Regions from separate parts of the Homo sapiens genome. Here region 2 is linked to region 1. Evidence: read pairs that join two places in POLR2A ChIA-PET (ENCODE). Cell type or tissue: GM12878. All regions are shown on one strand. Each heading gives the region's core, and the rest is flanking DNA. Links, peaks and the distances in the headings are about the cores only. Region 1 overlaps CIROZ (ciliated left-right organizer protein containing ZP-N domains). Region 2 overlaps TARDBP (TAR DNA binding protein).

Region 1 (4,531 bases), core at 295-4,294:
GGTCTCGAACTCCTGGCCTCAAGTGATCCACTCGCCTCGGCCTCCCAAAGTGGAGTGATTATAGGTGTGAGCCACCGTGCCCAGCCTCATTCAACAACTATTTATTGAGAACCTTCTGTGTGCCAGAAACAGCTTGAGGCACTAAAGATGCAGCAATGAACAAAACAGACAAATATCCCTGGCCCCATGGAGCTGACATTTGACTAGAGGGCAATAAACAATCAATATAACAAATAAGCCAGTAAGATAGTTGGTTAGAAGACAATGATTGTGCAGAAAAGGGTGAAGGAGGGCAGGATCGGGGAGTGTTAAGAGGGTAGTCAGGGTGGGCTTCATGGAGAAGGCAACATTTGCACAAGGACTGAAAGGAGGCAGGGGAGTCAGCCATGTGGATATCTAGGAGAAGAGAGTTCCAGGCAGAGGGCACAGCCAGTGCAAGGGCCCTGAGGCAGGACTGGGCCTGGGATGATTGAGAAATAGCAGTGGGTCTGGTGTGTTTGGAGCAGAGGGAGGGAGGGGAAGAGAAGTGGGAAAGGGGGTCAGAGAAGTGAGGGCAGGTCACGTGAGGCTTTCAAGGGCTTTGTTTTTTTTAAGCAATGGAGTTTTTTTTTTTTTTTTTTCTTTTTTTGGACAGTGTTTCACTCCGTCACCCAGGCTGGAGTGCAGTGGCACAATCTTGGCTCACTGCAGCCTCCACCTTCCGGGTTCAAGTGATTCTCGTGCCTCAACCTCCCAAGTAGCTCGAATTACAGGCGGGCACCACCATGCCTGGCTAATTTTTGTATTTTTAGTAGAGATGGGGTTTTGCAGTGTTGGCCGGGTTGGTCTTGAACTCCTGAGCTCAAGTGATCCTCCCACCTCGGCCTCCCAAAGTGCTGGGATTACAGGTGTGAGCCACCGTGCCTGGCCGGCAATGAAGAGGTTTGAGCAGAGGAGAGACACAATCTGCCTACATTTTGAACAGGATCCTGCGGGCTGCTGCATGAAATATACACAACTGGGGCAAAGGAGGAAGCCGGGGGACATGGGAGGAGGCAGCTGCAATGACACAAGCCGAGGATTCACGTGGGGAGATGGGGTTGGATTCTGGATACACCTTGAATGAAGAACCATCGGGCTTTCCTGTTGGTATATGCCTTTCCAGACTTTTAAAAATTACTGCTATTTTTATCCCTTCCAGGTAAGAAGCTTCCAGGCGGAGCAGTTTCTATCTGCGAGTCTGATATTTCTGACCCTGCCAGAGAAGCCACCTCCACAGGCTCAACCCACGTTTCTGTCCCTTTCTCATTCCAGGCACCTGGAGGTCCCCTGACCACCTGGATTCTTCTCTTGCTAAATGTGGCTACTTCCTGCATCTGGCTTCAGACGGTGACTTCCTTTTTCGAGTTCAATACTCGGCCTGCTTTGTGCAGAAAGAGGTGGGTTTGGGAAACTTTTCTTTTTTTTTTTTTAAAGGGAGATTTAAGGAGCTAAGCCTGAGCTCAGATATCAAGTAAGGAGACACTGCACCATTATTCCTCTGCAGAAACTGAGCTGAGGGAGACCAGAAGTCTCTGCCCTCATGGAGTTTATGGGCATAGATATTAAAAGGCCGCCCAGCTCAGATGCTGCCTCCTCCAGGCAGTCCTCCTGAGAATCCCCCCTTCTCTGTGCAGTAGACCTGCTTCTATCATTGCCAACACTGACTCATAATGTGCCCACTCACACACCATATCCTGCTGGACCTGGAGTCTCTGGGGTGAGGCAGTCACACCCACAGGCTTGCCTCAGGGCCTGGCACACAGTAGGTACTCAGTAAGTGCTGAATGAAGTGAATAAATGGTGCTGAGGAGTTGCAAAGACTGACTGACAGCCCTCACTTGCACAGGCCCATTATGGGCTCACGAGACCATGTGACTCTAAAATTTACAGAAGCAAGATATTTTTGTATTCTTTTTCCTTTTTTTTTTTTTTTTGACGGAGGCTCGCTCTGGCACCCAGGCTGGAGTGCAGTGACGCAATCTCGGCTCACTGCAACTTCCGCCTCCCAGGTTCAAGCGATTCCCCTGCCTCAGCCTCTGAAGTAGCTGAGACTACTTGGTAAAGGCGGGGTTTCACCTTGTTGGCCAGGCTGGTCTTGAGCTTCTGACCTCAAGTGATCCACCCACCTCGGCCCCCAGAGTAGCTGGGACTACAGGCATGCACCACTACACCCAGGTAATTTTTGTACTTTTTGTAGAAGATGGGGTTTCACCATGTTGCCCAGGCTGGTCTGGAATTCCCAGGCTCAAGCCATCCTCCCGCCTCGGTGTCCCAATGTGTTGAGATGATAGGAATGAGCCACTGTGCCAGCATTCTTGTTACTTAAATTTCACTCCAGGGGTCCTGCAAGGGGACAACCAGCCGCACAGTTTGGCTCACAGTTTTTTTTTTCTTGTCTTTTCCTCACCTCCACTTCCCCTTTCCATTTCTTTGTGCTCCCTTCCTTGACCCAGTCCAGAGTTTTTCCTGAGTGGGGCTGTGGTCTGGAGTGGGGGAAGGAATTTTGGGAACTACCCTGCTCCTCCTCTTTCTCTTCCTCTCTGTGGTCGCCCTTCTCTGACAGCCCCGTCACCCTTCTCAGGCCCCACCGCAAAGCTTAGACTTGGGTTCTTCTTATGTGGCTGAATGAGGGCAGCCTGGGAGGGGCAGAGGGACCCATTGGTTTGACATCTTTGAAGTCCGCCTTGTACCGGAATGAGCTAGACCAGCTCTCACATCTAGTCTCAGAAATGGCCACATGCCTTTGGCTTAGTCATTTACCTTCTCTAAGCCTCAACTGCCTCATCTGTAAAATGGGAATTTTATGTCTCATAAACCCAGCCTTGGCTGGGCTTGGTGGCTCACGCCTGTAATCCCAGCACTTTGGGAGGCCAAGATGAGCGGATCACTTGAGGCCAGGAGTTCAACACCAGCCTGGCCAACATGGTGAAACCCCATCTCTACTAAAAATACAAAAATTAGACGGGCGTGTTGGCGTCTGCCTGTAATTCCAGCTACTTGGGAGGCTGAGGCACAAGAATTGCTTGAACCCGGGAGGTGGAGGTTGCAGTGAGCCAAGATCAGGCCATTGCACTCCAGCCTGGGTGACTGAATGAGACTGTGTCTCAACAACAAAAAATAGCCCAGCCTTATGAGACACTGGTGAGCATCAAAGGAGATAAAGTGTGAACAAATATTTGTCAACTCTCAAGGGACATTAGGACGCAAGCTCTTATTCTGTCTGACTAGGTTTGACCTTCCCCAAATCCCCAAATGCTCCCCAGCCTGGAGGGCTTCCTTGGTGGGGGCTGAGCTTCCAGAGCCAGACCCAAGCTCCGTGTTGGTGTCGACCTTGGTCTCGTTTCCCATCCCTCTTCCACAAGCCCACCTTCTAGGAGGTTCATGGTGTCCTATTTGCTGTGAACAGGGACTGACCTATAATTGCAGGCTATTAACTGTATTTTCCTCTCTCATTTGCATACATGAATTTTGCCCTACTTCCAGAAAGCAAATTACAGGCTGGAAATCAGAATATTTCAGAAAGGGGTGATGGGGTTGGAGCGGAGTGATCGCTACATAATGAAGTGTCCGATGCTAAGGTCAAGGCTGGGCCAGGAAAGCGTCCACTGTGGGCCCATGTTCATCCAGGTAATGGGTTCGGGGGGTCTGGGAGGTGGCAGAGGGACCTCCCAGGCTGGGCTTCTCTCTAAAGGCCAAGGCAGGTGGCCCTGGCTCCTGCACCACAGGACGTGGCCCAGGGAGACAGGTGGTAGCTGCAGATGCAGTATGGCATTGTTCTCCTAGACATCCCTGGGTACTGGCTAGGTCTCTGCTGGGTTGGGTTCTGAGCAAGGACGAGTGAGATGGGAGGGGAGGGGGGATTAAAGCTCTCTGACCTCGGGTTCTGGATTTCCCATCTTGGCTGGCTCAGGGGGCCAGTCGGGTTATCACCAAAGCTGCAAAATTGCATCTTTGTGTCCTTTCTCTCTGGATTGAAAAAATTTGCTAAATTTGCTAGTTTGGATGCTTTTTTTTTTTGACCTGGGTAATGTCAAAGAGTTATAGACCCCAGGTACGATCAGGTGCAATGTCTACATTTTAAACATCAGGGAAGAAAGGTTGAGCCCCACATCCAACTGTGAGCTCTTTCATGGCCGTGTGTGCTCCTTGAATTCAAGTTTCTCTCTAGCTCTCATCAGCGGGGCACCTCTGTAAGCTAAACATGATTTGGATGGGAGTGGGGAGGGCTAGAAACCCAAACATCTATAGGGACCAAACCCGCCACAGAAATGAGCGTGCTGGACTGAGGAGGAAGCAATAAAGAATTTTACTCATTCCTTCATTTAGTCAGCTGGGTTTTTTTGTTTGTTTGTTTGTTTGTTTTTTTGAGATGGAGTCTTGCTCTGTTGCCCAGGCTGGAGTGCAGTGGTGCAATCTCGGCTCTCTGCAACATCTGCCTCCTGGGTTCAAGCGATTCTCCTGCCTCAGCCTCCCAAGTAGCTAGGATTAGAGGTGTGTGCCACCATGCCCT
Region 2 (4,161 bases), core at 1-4,000, 59 kb before region 1:
AGCAGGTCAGTATGGAGTCTACACAAAAGTTATTAACTATATTCCCTGGATCGAGAACATAATTAGTGATTTTTAACTTGCGTGTCTGCAGTCAAGGATTCTTCATTTTTAGAAATGCCTGTGAAGACCTTGGCAGCGACGTGGCTCGAGAAGCATTCATCATTACTGTGGACATGGCAGTTGTTGCTCCACCCAAAAAAACAGACTCCAGGTGAGGCTGCTGTCATTTCTCCACTTGCCAGTTTAATTCCAGCCTTACCCATTGACTCAAGGGGACATAAACCACGAGAGTGACAGTCATCTTTGCCCACCCAGTGTAATGTCACTGCTCAAATTACATTTCATTACCTTAAAAAGCCAGTCTCTTTTCATACTGGCTGTTGGCATTTCTGTAAACTGCCTGTCCATGCTCTTTGTTTTTAAACTTGTTCTTATTGATCTCTGTAAGTGCTTTATATATTATGGCAGTACTGATTGAGGAATAACCTTGAATCCTTTTTTTGGGTAGGTAGGTTGGAAACACTGATACTTCAGCCCAGGTATTGACTAAAATTTCCATGTTAAAAACCAATACTACAGAATGGTGGGATACAATTATTCACTTATCAAATTGTCAGACAAAAGGAACGTGAATAGTAGTACTATTTCACATTGTTAAAGACAACATAAACTTCCCAAGGACTATTTGGCAATACATTTTAAGCAAGACCAGGCATGTTCAGGGAGGGTGGCAGGCCACAGACTGGCAATACATTTCAAAAGCCCTTAAAAAGCATGCATAATCTTTGACCTAGCAATTCCAATGCTAAGAATTTATTTTAGCAGTAAGGATATTCCCAGCAATTGGAAATAACCTGAATAATGTTCAAATTCAGAAGACTGAATCAAAACATGGCATTTCCACAAGATGAAAAGTGGCATTAGAAATAAGTGGTGACATTATAGAGAAATCTGTATTTTTCCTCTTTACAATGAACATGAAATACTTGGGCACAGTGATGCCTAACAAAAGCACACATCACACAACAGTTAAGTACAGAACCCTAATACACACTTAGGGGCTACTTTGCTCATACTCAACAACAACAAAATCATTCTTACTGTTACACATTATCTCTTGGATTACGGAGTAGTTAACTTCCTACTTTTTCCTACTAAGGACACAACTTAAGTGCTGATTTAACTTTAAAAATCTCATTTGGTTTTAGCTGGCTATTCCTTCCTAAAAGGTTTTAATAGCTAACATTCAAGTTTTTCAGTCTAACTAAAAGTTACCATTCCATGTAAAAGCTTACTGTGAGTCTTGGCCTCATTTCTCTTGTGCATATGAAGTACAACTTCTTGAGACTCAATTTTTATTATTTTCTTTTTTCTTTAGAGACTCAATTTTTAAAGGTAACTTTCCAGCATCTGTATATCACATATAAAAAGAAATCGTGTTTTTCCAGTAAGACTCCAGACACTAAACTGTGGTGTCAAAAAAAAATTTTATTTATCTGGTTCAAAAAATTTTTTAGAATGAATGCATTTAGATTGACCAAATAGATTTTTAAAAACAAATCTTTGCCAAATAGTTTAAGTACTTTTAAACTTCAAAATCTTCTTAGGGTAAAATAAATACCCGTATCTATGCAGTACCATAAACATGTTAATAAAAGGCCACTCAACATTGAAAGCCTTCTATGACCAGTAACTGAAATTTACACAAGTGTAAAGAAGGGATTAAACCATGCCGTTGACAAGTTAACTTACCCCTGGGCTCCTTGAAGGCTTGTCAGTTTAGTCTTTGGAGGTCCCCGAGTACCATTTTAAGTGTTACCATGTTACTGCTGCTGAGTAATAGTGCAAGTGCTAAAATGCAAAATTCAGATGGTACAGGGTTTGGAAATCATGCAGATTCAGATGCAGAAAAAAAAAATTAAAACAACTCAAGATCCCTTTACAGAGGAAACTGAATAATGAAACAATGTGGCGATTACAAGTCTAAAGGATGACTTCATTGATAAATGTTTATGTAACTTGCAAAATGACAAACCTATTTATCATAATCTAATTAGGTAAGGGCATTAGGTAAACTACCAACACAACAAATATCACATTCTTCCAACTAGAAAATGAGCTCAACTCTCACAGAATTAGTTACAAAAAAGTACAACAGAGAATCAATGTTATTGCTTTTACATACTTAACAATGCATTGTGAGAGTGTGAGTTTTGTAAGCGATTTTATTCAACTGTATTCAATGTTACCACATTCCCCCACCTCCTGGAGGACAAAGCCCATTCCACTTAACACTTCCAGACAGACAACCCACCCTAATTCTTAAAGCTATCAGGCCTCTTAATGGATTTCAGGCACAAGATAATTTGTGGTTTCTTCTACTTTATCCCTACTGCAATTAATTCCACTTTTCAAATCCCAAACTAGGAAGGTGCTGATATTCCCTTTTCAATTGATATGCTTTGCTACAAAGCATTAGAAAATAATCAACATTTTGCCCACTCCCCCAAATAAGAATCTTTTTAGAAGGCATGACTTCCCAATGGAGATTTACACAGGCCATGTAAATAGAACATCACCCAAATGCACAGAGGCACTAAGAAAAAGCCGGAGGGTACTGCTTACCATTTTAGGTGCGGTCACCCAGACTTATTCAAAACTAGATTTCAAAAGAAAAAAAAAAATTTTCACTTTGGCCAATGCAAGAACAAATACCAATTAAGTCTGGGTATCAGGTGTCAATGCATGACAGGTGATGAATCCATTTGACTTGAGACAACTTTTCAAATAAGTTTATTTGAAGCAAAATAAACTACTGCCAAGAAACTTTATGAAAGTTCCATCTCAAAAGGGTCAAAAAAGGGGAATTAACTGCTATGAATTCTTTGCATTCAGGGCTGCAAAACAAAGACACATATTATTTAAATCAGTTTTATTTAAGAATTTCCAACAATGACAACTCTTATAAAAAGCATCCAAGCACAGGACACAGAACTGCAGCAAACAGCATTCTTATGGGTAGCTAACAGACATTAGAACTTCCACCCTTCTTTGAGACACCTGAGCTCACTGGTGAACTCTGCTTCAAGTCCTCCTGCAAAGCACACCACAAGCTCAGTCCATGTTCTCAGCCCATCAGCTTCAGTTCACATTGCCACACTTACATATCAGTAACAGAAGAGAACACACACCATACAGCATTCACAGCAGTTGACAAAGGGGTAGGGGGAGTACAAGTATCATTTCACTTAACACATTCATCTAATGTGGGTTATCTAAGAACAAAAACTCACTTAAAAGTCTTCCAACAGATGTGGATGTCCTTTGAATGCAAAAAACATTCGTACATTATTTGCTATCATTGCTCTCTGCACACTCTCTCACCAAAGCCACAGGATTGAGAGACACATCTCGCCAAGTTAAAAAATATCCATTATGCACCACCAAGTCTCTGCACGCGCTCTCTCCTTTTCTCGCTCATACTAGCCTTTCATGCCTCGGCACCACCATCAATCCCACACAAGGTTTCAAAAGTTCAGACAGCCTTCTGGTTCCATATCACAGCCTTGCGTTCATAGCGTTGATACGACTCCATGAAATAAAGAGTAGCGGATAAAAATGGGACACCCACCGTCAAAGACGCGGCCTGTGATGCGTGATGACGAATTCTTGAATGAGAAAGCATGTAGACAGTATTCCTATGGCAGAATATTTACAGCACTACTTTCAATGAAGTGCTTCTTCCATAAACATTTGAAATGAGATGAACTGCAGAGATTAAATGAAGGCTTCATATTGTACTTTTGTGTATGAGGGGAGACAAGTGTTAAAAAACAAAACAAAAGAACCAAACACTGTGACACCATGATCTCCTAAAAGGAGATTTTCTTAAGGAAAAAAATCCATATGGTGGGGTTCAAATTAAAACAAGGGGTAAAGAATGTAGTTCTAATCAATGGTTTCCGTTTTGAACATGCAAAGAATTCACTTGACAAGTCCAGGGATAAAATATTACAGGAGAAACCTTTTGATATCAATTGTAGTGTGTTGGTTTACCAATCAGGCAAACAGCAGTTCACTTTCAACCACTCAATATTTCAACCTTTCATGTAACAAAACTTATAAAATTCCTTTAGCTCTTCCTTTTTCTAAAGAAAAATG

What was found. Peaks named below come from ENCODE experiments on the same cell type or tissue, not always from the same donor. Only the 100,000 strongest peaks of a DNase experiment are listed, where the experiment ranks them.
Region 2: POLR2A ChIA-PET joins it to region 1 with 5 read pairs; 7 of 35 experiments call an interaction of 5 or more read pairs at or near these places.

The regions. Positions count from the first base shown.
Region 1 is chr1:10,963,245-10,967,775 of GRCh38, reverse strand. It overlaps CIROZ (ciliated left-right organizer protein containing ZP-N domains), which reads left to right. Exons shown (of 13, transcript NM_001170754.2): 4 at 1,294-1,418; 5 at 3,505-3,648. Among named protein-coding and RNA genes, the nearest start is that of CIROZ, 17 kb to the left of the region's middle. RefSeq lists enhancers at 2,391-2,450, 2,491-2,560. In GM12878, for the core only: no CTCF peak of the experiment used is centred there; DNase peaks (open chromatin) are centred at 1,676, 1,879, 2,205 and 2,675; H3K4me3 peaks cover 639 bases; H3K27ac peaks cover 2,502 bases.
Region 2 is chr1:11,022,800-11,026,960 of GRCh38, reverse strand. It overlaps TARDBP (TAR DNA binding protein), which reads right to left. Exons shown (of 6, transcript NM_007375.4): 6 at 1,469-4,161. It overlaps MASP2 (MBL associated serine protease 2), which reads left to right. Exons shown (of 11, transcript NM_006610.4): 11 at 1-438. The coding sequence ends at 76. Among named protein-coding and RNA genes, the nearest start is that of TARDBP, 12 kb to the right of the region's middle. In GM12878, for the core only: no CTCF peak of the experiment used is centred there; no DNase peak of the experiment used is centred there.